Regions from separate parts of the Mus musculus genome. Here all the other regions are linked to region 1. A link is a loop called in an ENCODE intact Hi-C map of the cell type or tissue named here. Cell type or tissue: heart. All regions are shown on one strand.

Region 1 (5,000 bases):
TAAAAGGAAGAACTGTTTCTAGTCCCATAACGCTCACAGTTCTAATTATTTGAAGCATACAGGGATGTACTCAATCAAGCAGTTAATCAATGGTCTTCAGTCACATGTAAGCTTAACCAGAGATGCTTCCGTAGTTCACAGTTCTCTCTAGAGATCAGAAACGTTACAGTGACATTCAGTTATTATACAAAGATCACTTTAACAGCAACACCATGTAGATTTTCTCTTTTGTTTTAAGGTTAAGGGGACTCCCCAGCAAATCAGTATTTTAATGAGTCTTTCGAATTGTGGCTCTACTTGTTGACTATCTCAGATAGCTTAACATAATAGAACAGTCTGTGACAATGACTTAAGCACAAGGCTTGTCTGTGTTACTAACTACAGCCAGCTGAAATAAATAAATTATTGTCACTTGAGCCCTGGAGTTAAAAATAAATCTTCAGGCTATTTATTTAACTGAGATCTTTTTTTCCACTTATTGGTGATATAAATCATAAATGTGTGAAACCCATGTATAATCTGACTGCCGTGTCAGAGGTTTACATTAGCTACATAAATTTATAAAAGAATTTTATGTGTTCCCAGTAATTTTTTTGTTGGGGAATAGGGGGAAAAAAAAGGACCTTGCAAACAAACATATCTGCAGATACAAAGTTTTCTTTCACAATCAACTCATAAAGCTATCTAATGTAGTCTTTAAAAAGGAATGGTCAACATCATAAGAAGGAGATTCTTTTTCTGGAATTTCTTAAAATTCACAGAAATACAATGGAGGGCTGCATTTTTATTTCCAGGCTACTATGAAGTGCTGGTATGAAAAGCAGCAGTCAGCCAGCGCTGGGCATCCTATGCAGATAACTCATGTATTTCCATGTGAGTTTGTTTGCTTACATAATACATCCTGAGTTTCACTGCCTGCCTGATGCTACCTCAGTCTTTGCTTTTATTTCCCTTTCCCGAGCATGATTTTTTTTTCCACATCCAAGAAGTGAGCTGATTTGTTCACTTACAACTGTTAACGGAAAGGATTTCCCTCAGAATTAGCCATAGAGAATTCTATAAATAGCTATTCTAGAGCCCAAACTAATTTTATTGGGAAGTTTTCTCTAACGACCAGATGTATATGAGCATATCAAATTAGGATTAGGGAAAAATAGAATGTATATTAGATTCAGTTGAAGTGGACTCACATTTCACTAAAGTAAAACTTTTATATTACCTACAACATATTACTAACAAAGTGAAGAGGAGGTGCTTGGCTGAGAAAGAATTTGATATGCTCGTGTTTAGCCTCGTGGTTTTATCTTCCAGGTGCTTTTTCTATAAGTCATAAAAGATCTCTAGCATCATTAACTCCTAACCCTTGGCAGCAGCCAAGGCAACCTTTCCAGTTCTCAAAAAGGAGGGAGAAAATAGGCCACCAAATCAGACAGTGAGAACTAGCAAGCTTTCATTAAAAACAAAAAACAAAAACAAAACAAAACCCCACTGCTTTCTTCTCTCCCTTAAAAGTGACTCTTAGATAAATGACTATGGCCCATAAGGAGTTACACACACACACACACACACACACACACACACACACACACACACACTGGATAGAACAGACAGGTTAAGGAGGAAAATCAGGAATGTAAGGGGGCTGCCAGTAATAAGTTTTCCCTGAAAGCTTTCACATCACACCTCATCAGCAATTACTAAGCACTTGAGTTCTATGTCAGTCTTAAAGGGGAAGAAGGAGAAAGTAGCACTTTACCAAACTGCCTCCGTTGTCCTCAGGGAACTTGTAGACCTGGATCTTGGCTTCATTATAATGCTCATTTTGAAGAGGGGAGACACAAAATGAAAAAGGGAAAGGGAAATGTTCAAGTCTTCTGATCAATATTCATCAGCGGGCTCTCCACAAAGAAGGTTTGGAGGTTTCGCCACGGGCTGGGAAGGCTGCCTCCTGCCTCAGCTCTCAGTGTCGCCGGCAGCAGGCGGGCTTTCCTCTTTCATGCCCAAGCCCGGGCTCTTCCGAAGGGAGTTCCTTCTCTGCCTGCCTTGCCCACAGAGGAACTGAATTTTGAATCTCTTCTTCATCTGGGTCACAAGGGAAGCCAGCCCAGCGAACCGGTCACTCAATCTCTTTTCTGCAATTCCATAACAACGGACTTAGAGGTTTGTTCCCCTGGGCACTCACTCAGGTAGAGCAAAAGGAAAGTGCCTGGCAGCCTGGTGACACGCAGAGGGCGAGCTGTCAAGGAAGTTTCATTTCAGGGCGATCAACCGCAGGGACAAAGCTCTCTGCAGCGCAAAGGAGTCCGCTGGAGGAGCACAGCTCCGTGGGCTGGGTGGCCCGAGGTACCTGCCAAGCCAATATCCGCTGTGTCCCCTGAGAACGCGGCTGCGAGTCTTTGTGAATGAGAATTACCATCCAGTCTCACCAGGCAGAAACTATTCCTCAAGGGCTGAATGACGTCTGTGAGAAGGCAGTTCAAAACATCGCAGGGAAGTGAGAAAGGGAGGAAAAAAAAAAAAAAAAAAAAAAAAGCGCCCAACCCGGCCTGGTCAATTGCTGACTTACAAAGCAAAGGGGCGGAACTCTGAATGCAGAATGCAGGACAGCAAAGCAGCCACGCAGACAGCAGAGCTCTGGAGATTTTCAAGGCCATGCCCTCCTCTGGAAAAGCAGCTGTCTGTGTTATTCAGAAAGGACCCCCTCCCTGAGCACCTTTTTAAGGCACACACCCCTAGCCATTGAACTTTTCTTCTCTATCAAAAGTCAAAGAAACTACCTCAAAATCACTTTTCTCCTGCTACCACGTGGCAACGTGAACAGAGAAGCTAAGGGGACTTGAAGACTCAGCAGAAAGTCATTTCCATTATACAGAAAAAAGAAAACAAAAAAACAAAACAAACAAAAAAAAAAAAAAAAAAACCAAGCCATGCTTTATTTGTGCCGATATGTGAATTGGCCCTTGGAAATTCCACAAAGCATCAAGGTAGCAGGCCTCCTTGAATGAGGTGCAGCTGGGGTATTTAAGCTAAGAAATCGAATGTAACTTGTTGGGCAAGAGGCTACATGCACTACAGCTGCCTTCTTGCTGTTTTAGGACCCTAATTTTTTTTTTTAATGACACATAAATGTCATTGATTTGTGTATGGAGACTTAGGTCACTTGGCTTTTAACAGTGCTTCAGAAAGGGACTTTGTGTCATTCCTAATCTTTACTATTTTCAAGACCTGTTCTTGCCCCACGGGTAGCATCTGAAGTAATTAGTGGTACAATACCAAGTGGTTATCCGTGACGTCATGTGTATGTGTATGTGTGTGTGTGTGTGTGTGTGTGTGTGTGTGCGCGCGCGCGCACGCACGTGCGTACTATATATATATATATAATATACATATTACACTAAACAAATGCAGTAGGTAGCATTTATATATGTTTGTACTTATAAATATGTAAAAAAAAATCTAAGAAAAAGAATTTGAGAGGTAATAAGAGGTGACATACAGATTGGAAAAAGGAAAGGGAAGGGGTGATGTAATTATATTTTAATTAGAATTTTTAAGTACGTAAGAAAAAAATACTCTTCTTTATGGTAGCTTCTCTGTAAGCTGGTCCCAGTTGCTCCTGACAGAAGTAACATTTCCACGCCTTCTCTCCTATCCGTCTGAACATTTACACAAAGGATATATGTTCCTCTGGGTGTGCCGACTTCAATTATGTTGAAGGTGAATTATCAAGCGTAACTAAGCATTCGGAATCTTCAATGACATTAGCCAAGCATTGCTTCGCCAGTCTGACGTGAACTTGGTATTTATTTAGCATTTGGAGACAGGATGCTGGATTGTGGCTGTGACCCACCCAAACAGCTTGGAAAACTGATGTAGAAGGAATGAAGTCGGCGGAGACTGGGGCCTCTGATGACAATAACAGGCTGTTCGCACCTCAGTGGCCACTGGCGATTTTGTCTTCTCTGGGGATTCTCAGACTTCATAAAGTAAATGTCAACAAATTGCTTCCTGACAGCTTCTCTCCATAAGCCTCCCACTTTTCCTGTACTGCCCAGGGACAGTCAGGCCTTCTTAGACCTGACCGTCTTTAGAATATTGCTCATACATTAGTATATTTCATGCAGGTTCCCTAAACACATATTTCTTTTCTTTTTTTTTTATTTATTACGTATTTTCCTCAATTACGTTTCCAATGCTATCCCAAAAGTCCCCCATACCCTCCCGCCCACTTCCCTACCCACCCATTCCCATTTTTTGGCCCTGGCGTTCCCCTGTACTGGGGCATATAAAGTTTGTGTGTCCAATGGGCCTCTCTTTCCAGTGATGGCCGACTAGGCCATCTTTTGATACATATGCAGCTAGAGTCAAGAGCTCCGGGGTACTGGTTAGTTCATACTGTTAAACACATATTTCTATAAATTCCAAAGAAGGCAGGGAAGACACTACTGGCGTGTGTGTGTGTGTGTGTGTGTGTGTGTGTAATGGGGGAGTAGGGTGTTTATGGATGGTTTACCCTTATTTATTTTGTGAACTTAAAAGTGATTCAAAGGAGGGAAAACTCCAACCTAAATAAGATTAAGCAGTTCTGTGTAGAACCCTTTTCCTTGTTTCCAGGTTTACCAAACATCTTCCTTGTTTCCAGGTTTACCAAACATCTCCTGGTTGTCCCGTAGAAAGATAATGCTGACCAGAAAGTTCAGGGTCTGCGTGCGGAGTACTAAGCTCTCCAGGAGTAATCACCCCTGCGGTCCTCTATCCGCAGAGAGGATACTGTCTCAGTGAGATAACTTACTTTACTGCCACACCCTTCTTTGTCACACACACAGCAGGAGCCAAGTAACTTACTCACCTACAATTACCCTACCATCCAAAAACCGTTCTCAGAAGGCCCCGCCACCCAGCTGCCAGGGGGCCTCTACTAACGCTGAGTTCCAGTCTCATAGGGGCTACTGCACGGCTTCCCCGCTCACCCAGAAACAAGTACTGAGCTGGGAAATCTG
Region 2 (5,000 bases), 51 kb before region 1:
TAAATGAATAAGGTATTGACTCCTAATGATGTATCATTATACCGATAGATTAGTGCATCTCTCATCCTTCATCTTAGGGTCGGTGACTATTTGCAATAGATGGTGAATGACCCTGAAATGCACAACTGGCCTAGGGAGAGACAGTATGAGACTCCAGCATTCCCAACTCTAAGTGGAGCATATGTCCTGTATCCCTCTTCCAAAGGCTCAAGAACAACTGTAGAAGGGAATAGGAGGAAAGACTATTAGAGCCATCAATAGTAGATGAGTACAACAAAATATCTTCTGGATACAACAGGGTAGCTGCAATATGAATTCACAGATGTGGTGACAGCATGCACAACACTTGTGCAAATCTAAAACAGACCAAAGCCCTGAATGGAGTTGGGAGTGGACAAAGTGTCCCTCTTAGCTGAGGAACAGTAATTGTGAGTGGCTGTTGAGAGAGGGAGGATCAGTTGTCTCCAAGAGTGCAGCCCCTAATAAACGTACAATGCTTCCGTGGAAAGCCACGTTATCCTAAAATACTTGGGTAGAACATATTGACCTGGATTCAGAGAGATGTAAAGGTGGGTGTGAAAGCAAAAAGGGATGAATATGAGAAGACTTGGAGGAGAGAGGGTGAATATGACCAAAACATGTTCTACCCAATTCCCAAAGGACATATCCTGTATGTGTACATGCATGTGTAGGTGTAGGTGTAGGTGTAGGTGTAGGTGTAGGTGTAGGTGTAGGTGTAGGTGTAGGTATATGTGATGTCTCTGTCTTTTACTGGGGCTAGAAGCATAGATAAATGGTAGAGTCAAATGACTGACACACAATAGGCTCTGTGTTCAACCTCCAGCACCATAACCCAGAACAGCAAACCCCTGTACTAAGTGAGGTAAATGAACATAGAAGAAATGAAATGCATTGAGTTCAGTACAGAATTTAGAGTTGGAGGACAAAAAATAGCCATATATGCAGTTTTCAGTAGAATAGTCATTAGAACCCACAGAGACTTTCTCAAAAAAAAAAAAAAGAAAAAGAAAAAAAAACTTTTCTAGTGAGACATCAATCAACATCAAACTCAAGTCTCATCTATTCTTGAGAAAAGAGAGTGACAGCCTGGGATAGGCCAGGGGGTGTGTAGCTAAAGGAAATTATTGAATGCACAAATGAATTCAAATTAAACTGTTATCAACATGGCCCCATTAGAATCTTTATCCAGAACTGAACATGCAGCTCAATTGTACAGTGCTGCCCTACATACACAATGCCCTGGGGTTTATTTTTAGCATGCCCATGTGCATGTGCAACCACTTCTTCAAACATACACACACACACACACTTTATGGCCCATTAGGTTAAAACATTTTCTAATTTTCTTTCCTAGATTTATTCATACGCAGTGTCACCTATCAAGTGTTCTAAGTAAGCTAAGCTGGGGAGGTAGGGAACACTGAATCATTGATCATCTATGCATCACCCGAATCAAACCTTTAAGCAGGAAAGAAAAGACAAAACCAACCAACCAAACAAACAAACAAATAAACAAAAAACAGGAGATGGTATAGTGTAGCTTAGGTAATCAGAAAACTGTTTTCCAACTTCAAATTTTCTTTGTGTGTATGTGGTGATGTGTGTGGTGTATGGATGTGTGTGTGTGTGTGTGTGTGTGTGTGTGTGTGAAGGATTTTATCAATTGAACCATGTCTCCAACCTTTTAATAATTTTGTTAGAATTGTGTCATCTTATAAATATATTTATTTGGTCCTGCCAAGACACTGGAGGATTATCTAATTAAACCTTCACTTTATAGACAAAGACGGTAGGTTCTGGAAAAGCTGATTGACAGAAGTCAGTGAGCTAAGGCTTTATTGTGTATTGTTCCTGAAGTCCTCCCTGACAGAATACATGATTCCACGAGGCACGAATGAGTCAGTAGCTGTGGACCAAACAAGAGGGCTTGGGCTCATCCAGGTAGGTGTGACATGCTCTTCAGCACACTGGCTATCCTCAGGACAGCCAGGGAAGGCAGGGGTGTAGGTAGTAAAGAGTGTTATCAGGGGAATTAGGAAAGCTCTTTTTGGGTGCTATTTATAAAACACACATTTTTCAAACACTTACTATGAGTATACTGTGATTAAAAACCATAAAAGCAATAGTATTAATTCAGTCCGGGCTAACCTGTGATGTTCCGTAGAGGAGTAGTAAGTAAAGTGAGCTTTTAGCATTACTCAATACGCATTGGGAAGACCCTGCTCAGAAGAGTAGTGAGGGATGAGAATATATTTCCCTTTAAGGAGAGAGTCACGGAGGATCTAAGGATGGAAATGCTCTACAAAACATCTGTGCCTGCTTCCTCTTATTCGAAGCATCTGTGCAAGCTTCCTCTTATTATTAGCAGGATGATGTTAGGGTTAAGTGGAGCAGAAGGAGGCTTCTGTCTCCATATCCTAGGAACAATAAAGAAGATGGAAGGATGGGCTTCGGGGTTCGCTTTTTCTCAGTTTAACTGGATCAATGCCAACTGAATCATTCTCCCCCCTCCCCCAATCATTAATTTATGTTTTTAAATACAATGTTCTTTTTTTTCAATTCCATTAAGAAAATCTAAACGTATATAGACGCCCTATTGTAGATTTTTGAAAAATCATATTACTAAATATCTTAAAATATTTTGATAATAATGCTACCATGGAAATCAAAACATTTACTAAGTGAGTAAATTATACCTGGACTTTGCCATTTGTTTGCAGATGTAATACAACACTTTGTCCACTAGATGGAGAGAATGCTCTTAAATATAGAGAACCTATTATAAAGTAATAGGAAGGTCTAAATTACCTATTAAAGACTCATGCAAACCTCTTAAATATTACCTAAGATAATGCCACAAAAAACTATTAAACTGCTATAAATAATTATTAAAACTATACCAATCTGTGAAACATTTGCATGAGCTTTACTTTGAAACGGAATTCATTTCTTTCTTTTTCAAAGAGTGATCAGACTAGTCTGTAATTTAGAGGTTCAAGCCGGGCGGTGGTGGCGCACGCCTTTAATCCCAGCACTTGGGAGGCAGAGGTAGGCGGATTTCTGAGTTCAAGGCCAGCCTGGTCTACAAAGTGAGTTCCAGGACAGCCAGGGCTAATCAGAGAAACCCTGTCTCGAAAAACCAAACTGAAAAACAAAAAAGAAAAACAAAACAAACAAACAAATAAAAAACCTTAAAGGTTCAAGTGACCTTCCAGCCTCAGTCCCTGGAGTAGCTGGGACTAAAGGCACACACCATGCACACATGGTGAAGAGTTTGCCCTAGGACCAGGCTGGGGAGGAGAGGCTGAGATCAGTAACTGATATTCTATTGGGCCTTTACTTTAAAATTACTCAGGAAGACATCACTGATCCTCCACAGTACATCACTCAATGTCCGTTATACTAAGCAAAGCACCATTGATATCAGTGGTAGGCTGGGAAAGCCTTTTACATTTGGGGAATGCAAGTTTTCTCAGACTAGAGTGATTTGGGAGGTAGGCATTTAGTCTGAGGTTCCATCAGCATCCAGCTTTCCAGTATAGTAAGTGCTTCTTTAACCAACATTCATCATCAAGCAAAAGCTAGAGTACTGAAAACACTTAGCTCAAAGTATTACCAAATATCAACAGTGGTGAATAACATTATAGAAAGGTTTTATATAATGAAGAATTTAGTGAACAAGCTTGCATAGTTCTTTGTTCTTAGATTAATAGTGTGTGGGGGGGGGCACAGATATATGAAGCATAACATTTCTCAATGAGGCAGTAAAAAATCTACAAAGGAACAAAGGCCAAATGAATAGCACTAGTTATGAATAGTCCCCAAACAATAAAGCATAGTGCTGTATGAACTGGGAAATCAGATATGCCAAGAGACAACAGATATAAAGGAAGCTTAGTGCAAGGAAGGAGTAGAGAGCCCAGGCATAGCTGAAGATGCTCAAAGGGGAGCAACAGAAGCAAGCTTGGCAAAGGGTTGTAGTGAATGTATTTGAACAGGACACAGAGATAGACTGCATTCATGGGCTGGCACTAAAAAGCCATGGGGACATTAAAAAAAAAAAAGTGGCAACATTGTATGGTACAGCCAACAGGTAGGCTGGGAGTGTGAATAGAAACCAGGCCAAGGCGTGCCCACGTCAGATCGCTATAAAGAGATGTGTGGAAAGATACATGGCCATTTAGTAACCAATACCCAGGTCTGAGATGTGGTAAATCTCATTACATTCATGTGGCTTCATTTGTAAAAATAAAGGTGTTCTTTCTGCGACTGTGGAGAAAGTAGAATAGCCACGAAATAGAAAATAAATCGAGAACCAAAGGAAGAGGGGGGAGCCCCTCCCAAATAAAAGGCTTCTTAACTAAACCCTTCAACTATGAGAAGGAGGGGCACACCTTCAGAGAGGTCTTGTTCGGTAGAAACAACAAAAGTCAGTTCTTGCTTCACGCTGTGGGCTACAAATCAAGGAAACGTGAGACTACCTATTATGGGCTTAGCTTTCTGAAAATTAGCTTCATTTAAACTGAGAGCTATTTTATGCTGAAAACAGAAATGACTTGAGATGAGCTGCTCGGTTTTGAAACATGGTTTCATCCACAGTCCTTGGTATTAATAAACACACACACACACACACACACACAGAGAGAGAGAGAGAGAGAGAGAGAGAGAGAGAGAGAGAGAGAGAGAGAGATGGGGGGTGCGTCAAGGAGACAAGGAGTGGTGAGTTTCCTAAGCATCCTCTGGTTCACACAGAGGCCTGCTGAATTCCCACCAGACTCACAGCCAGTCAGGTGAAGCCCAAGACACAATATAATCTGAAGCTTGGGAACGTGGCAAAAGAATCGAGGGGGCAAAGTATCCGATCATAATAACGACATTGACAATGATGATAAGTTTTGGGGGGGTGCTTTGTGTGCCCCACATTCTGCTTTCTGCATATCACATCCTCACTAATGGAAGGGGCCACCACAGTTCCCTAG
Region 3 (5,000 bases), 69 kb after region 1:
TTATCACTTGAGGGTATCGACACACACTTATCATATTGTTTATCTGTTTGTTTTAAAAAACAAGTCCAAATGACTATTTAAATCTGTCATTTTATTTATGTCAATTCATTTAAATTTTTAAAAGGGAGTAAAAAAAATGTATAGGATTTAAGAACTTAGAGATACGTGAGCAAAAGTTGCTGGAAAGAGGCTATGTTCTTCACTAAACCTTCGGCAAGGTTGATGAGTGGATTAAAACATCAATGACCGACTGTAGGGGGTTTGGAATGGACAAGTCCAGGGTCAGATCATCTTGGGCTACCTTCAGCCTTCCTAGTAACCATCTAGTGCCATTCTCCGTACCTGACCTAAGATCTTTCTGACAATTCGGTACATCATTTGGAATGTCTAAACAAGCACCTAGCTGCCACAGACCTAAGGCTTATTAGCCTGTAGCTCTGTATTTTTAGGTCCCACGCCAGTTGTTTGTTGGAGTTAGTGAGCGTATTAGTGACATCTCTATTGTTTTGACAACACACCAGGACCAAGACAACTTGAAGAAAGGGTTTATTTGGGGCTTACAGAGAATGATACATTCTGTAACATGGTAGGTACAGTGTGGGCGGGGTGCTGAGAGCTTAGGGCTCACATCTGGAACCACCAGGAAGAAACAGAGACCTACCTGGGAATGACATGCAGATTTTTTTAAAAGTCAAAGTCCACTCCCAGTGATATACTTTCTCCAGAAAGGCCACAACTCCTACATGTTCCCAACAGTGCCTGCAACTGGGGACCAAGTATTCAAATGCCAGGGATTTATGGGGAACATCTCATTCAAACGCCTAAAGCTAGTTAGTTTCTGTTCCAGCTTTTGACTAGTCCATCAAGTTGTCCAGTTTTCTCAATCTTTAAAATATTCAAAAGCTTTAAAATATTACAGCTCTAAAAATGAGTTTTAAAAGTGAAAAGTTTCTATATACTGAGAAGATAATTCATTCTACTTAAAAAAATTATAAAAACAGTGAACTGAAGTGTCCTAAAATTTTGCTTTGTGCGATGTTATTTCTGAGACTTCTTGTTGTCTGTGTGCCAGGACATTCTTAAGAATTTTGGGTCTAGAAGTCCAACTTAGCATAGATCTTGGCTCTCCTGTTGCCTGTCCTTAGCTTCTATGCACATATGTCCATATGTAGGGAAAGACAAGAATGGGGTGTGTGTTAAAGGGAAAGAGATGTATAATGGGAGAGAGGAGGGAGAGAATTAGGGAGAGGGATTGTGCATGAGAGAGAAAGGAAGATGGGGAAAGGGAGGGAGGGAGAGAAGGAGGGAGGGAAGGAGGAAAGGAGGGAGGGAGAGAAGGAGGGAGGGAGGAAGAAAAGAGGAGGGGAGGAAAGGAGGAGGGGAAGGAGGAGGGGGAGAGGAAGAGGGAGGAGGAGGAGGAAGAGGAGGAGGAGGAAGAAGAGGAAGAGGAAGGTCAAGAACACAACTAAGCAAGCACTATCTCTCTTTGACACGTTCTAGTACTCTCCACAGAGCACAGGGACAACGTATACTAGATATTAATTTTATATGCTCTTCTCGCTGGCCTTGCTTTCCCAGTCTCCTCTCTCCAATCTCTGGCCACTCTCCTTTCTCAGTGTATGGTCACTCTTCCACAATGTAGAACCTGAGACAAATCATCCCCCTCTGGGATTAGCAGGTTGATTCTCATGATGTATCTGCTTGGCTACAAGATTCCACTCCAATAGTCTCTGAAGCAGAATGCAGTCTCATACCCTGATCCTTGTCTCTAGCACTGACCTAAGCATCATGTCCAAAACCACGGACATTGCGATGCTAAAACAGGCTCCTGTTTGAACAACACACATTAGCCCAATGTGAATGATGAATATTCATGAAAGCATGTTTAGAAATTACAGAAAAATGAGATGAACAAGAGAAATGAAAATCATCCCTACTAGAACTAAATTGGAAATCTGGCTCATTTTCATTTTTGTATGTAAACAGATGCGTTTATGCATCTAATTTTAATATTTAATTGAGATTTTTAATGTCTGTGATTAATTTTAGATTCTATTCTACTTCTTATTTTACAAGAAGCATTTCCTCATATTATCTAACATGTGAAAATAAAATTAGTAGTTGATGCCTTGATACAATACCAAAATTTATCTAAACATTAGTTCATATGGTATATTTATGTTCCATGACATCCATAGTACAACTAATTTTGGATGGTTATCTTTGAACACTTATATTTTTAAAGTCTCAAAAGATCTCTAAAATTCAAACCCTTTAAAGCAGAAATAATAATAAAAAAATAGGCTTAATTTTAGAGCCTGAGGTATGTAATGATTTTTATTTATTTTCCTAAGAAGAATACCTTGAGTTAGCTTAAAAATTAATGTAGCAAACTACATTTGTATGCATGATTCATACTTTAAAAAATTTTGCAAATGTAAGATCATTTGACATAACTTGCTGTGTGTTACAGGGAGTTCACTCCATGATAATTAGTCAGTACTGAGAATAACAAGACAGTGATTTCTTATACGATAGGAAAATGAAAAAAATCCCACCATGAGTAGTTATGTGGACCATATTTTATAAAAGGCTGAGAGCGATAAAAGTGAAGGAAAGAAAGCCAGCCAGGAGGTTGTTATTAAAGAGACCCAGAAGTCAGCCGCTGCCGTTTCTTGTGCTCTGTGAGGACTAGAGAGCTGCAGGTCAGCATTTCAGAAAAATCATGCCCATGGGGGCACAAGGCTTTACTTGAGGCAGGTTTTCCTAATTGTAACGTTCTGTTGAAGAGAAGTCCTTGACTTAAACATATCCTTTTGTGCCCTCTAGTGTTTGAATTCACAAACACTTCGGAGAAGGTTAACTCAGAGTTCAGATGGGACTACCTTGCTTTTCATTCTGCAATTTAAAAATCCCTCGTTTCACAAGAACAGTCAAGTTGCAATACCACCTACCACTGAGCAAATCTTGCCGCGCCTGCCGCCTTCATTTTTAATGAACAAAGCCTTATTGGCACATGTGCCACAGCCCTCTAAAGGGTCATATGTGGACAACTGCATTTTTTCTTCAGGACAGAGTTGAATATTGACTTACTGGCTGACAGTGCAAAATCTTTTACTATCTGGATTTGCATCAGGTGACCCTTGCTTGGGCCAGAGAATTCAGTATTACGTTAGAGACTGTTAACATTTTAGAAATTAAAAAAAAAATGCCATTCCTTTCTATCAACCCCCGAGACCCTAGTAAAAATAGATAGTTCTAAGTCAGGCAATTGGCTTTTGGTTCGGTGACCAAGCACTTACTTCCTTAATGAAACGCGAGCTGTCATAATTCTTGTAATATGTGCTCACTGAGATGATATACACCTGATCCTGATGACTTTGTTGCGATTATATCAGAAAGAACAAAATAAGATCAAAGGTCTTCACCCAATAAGACCAGAGCCAGACAAACTTTCAGATCCTTGTGCTAACTCACTGTGGTAGCAGCTTCCTGTCCTTAGGATTGTACCCGAGACAACCAGCCAAGCCAGAAAGGTTACACACAGTTTGGGGGCATTCTTGACCACGCCAGTTAGCCCTGTTGTTTTGGGTGAGACAGCATATTTCAGAGGGACTGTGGGCAAACCAAACCACTCATTGGCAGAAAAGGCCTCAAGTTCCAGCACCCCTTTTAAGGGTACATCCCAGTGACCCAAAGAAGTATGACAGGGATGTATCTTTTAAAGGTTCCTCTGCTACTCTCTAGATCAGACACGTCTTTATTACAATAGCCCTTTCGGGACACTCTAAATGCAAACTGCAGCATCCATATATTATTGATTAGCCGGAACACAACTGATCAACACCTCCATTTTTATACACTTAGAAAGAAAGCATTATTTTATGTTTAGATATACACACAGTATTTCTGTACCCTAATATACCACTTATTACAAATACAGAGTGTATCTGAATTTGTGTTTGAGGCAATTCTTATGCGATTGGTATTTTATGTATATCAAGGGTAGAGGGCACCAAGAGAAGGTGGTAGCTCTGTGTGGGAACGTCACTGGCTATTCAACTTATCTGGTTCAAATCGCAGGTCTTCTCATGGCTCTTTCGTGTACCTTGTACCTTTATTGAAATTCCCCTCCCCCATCACGTTTGAAATGACCACTGCATAGTTTATTCAAGCTTTTCGTAATGTTTCTCAAGAAGGGAATGCATTTTCCCTTTCTAACTTTAAATCTGATTTCCATTAGAATCCTGGTCATCACCCTTCCACCCCCCACCCCCGTCAAAGATACACAGAAGCAACAGCCTGGCCAGACAGTTTATACAACCCTTTAAACATACACCCAAGCACAAGACACTGCAGAGACTTACAAACATCCAAACCAAGTAATGGAAACCAACAGCATTGCTTCTAAGCTACAGTAACGACAGTGAACTTTCTTGTGAAGTGTCAAGAGAAACGAAAATAAAATTCAGGGCAAATTAACACCATACCTTCAATCCACAAGGGGGAAAAAAAGTATCCAGACTTACCTGAAAAAGAAAAAGAAAAGCAATAAATCTCAAAATAAAGAATTAAATTTATAATAGATAATGCAATTTTTTATAAGTATGTAGTTAGTTCTTAAACACAGTTTTCTGTAAATAACAAGTTACACTTTTTAAAAATGTATGTCAACGCCAAAATGGCTGGCAGTGGTGTTCTCTAGTGACCAAATCTGCCACTGTGTCTCATGAAAACTATACAAAGCCCCTGACCACACTACTTGTCCCTCCCAGCAGCCTCACTGGCCATCTAGCCATTGCTGGAAAGCAGTAAGGATCTTCCAGCCACTCCCCACCCTCTGTGTGCTCTCTCTTGTCTGTGCACCCCCAAGCCCCCATGAGTATCTTCAAGTCTTGCCTCTAGGGCCTTCTTTACAACAAAGACTGCCTGACTTCCTTTCTGGAAATTCCTAGCATCTGCCAGCCTAAGCTTTTAGTTCTTCTCCATTTACATTACAT

The links. Hi-C counts contacts between places; a loop is a spot of excess contacts. Peaks named below come from ENCODE experiments on the same cell type or tissue, not always from the same donor. Only the 100,000 strongest peaks of a DNase experiment are listed, where the experiment ranks them.
Region 2: it touches region 1 in a loop (1.9-fold over the local background); 8 of 42 quality-filtered maps call a loop at or near these places.
Region 3: a loop joins it to region 1, with 2.2 times the contacts of the local background. A loop is called at or near these places in 9 of 42 quality-filtered maps.

What each region holds. Positions count from the first base shown.
Region 1 is chr13:109,682,977-109,687,976 of GRCm38, reverse strand. The region is part of intron 3 of Pde4d (phosphodiesterase 4D, cAMP specific); the gene reads right to left. Among named protein-coding and RNA genes, the nearest start is that of Mir1904, 220 kb to the left of the region's middle. In heart, a CTCF peak has its summit at 1,974; DNase peaks (open chromatin) are centred at 2,016 and 2,346; H3K4me3 peaks cover 3,196 bases; H3K27ac peaks cover 2,890 bases.
Region 2 is chr13:109,734,260-109,739,259 of GRCm38, reverse strand. All of the region lies in intron 3 of Pde4d (phosphodiesterase 4D, cAMP specific), which reads right to left. Among named protein-coding and RNA genes, the nearest start is that of Mir1904, 170 kb to the left of the region's middle. In heart, a CTCF peak has its summit at 2,752 (motif pointing right); no DNase peak of the experiment used is centred here.
Region 3 is chr13:109,613,948-109,618,947 of GRCm38, reverse strand. The region is part of intron 3 of Pde4d (phosphodiesterase 4D, cAMP specific); the gene reads right to left. Among named protein-coding and RNA genes, the nearest start is that of Gm32703, 180 kb to the right of the region's middle. In heart, a CTCF peak has its summit at 2,836 (motif pointing left); no DNase peak of the experiment used is centred here.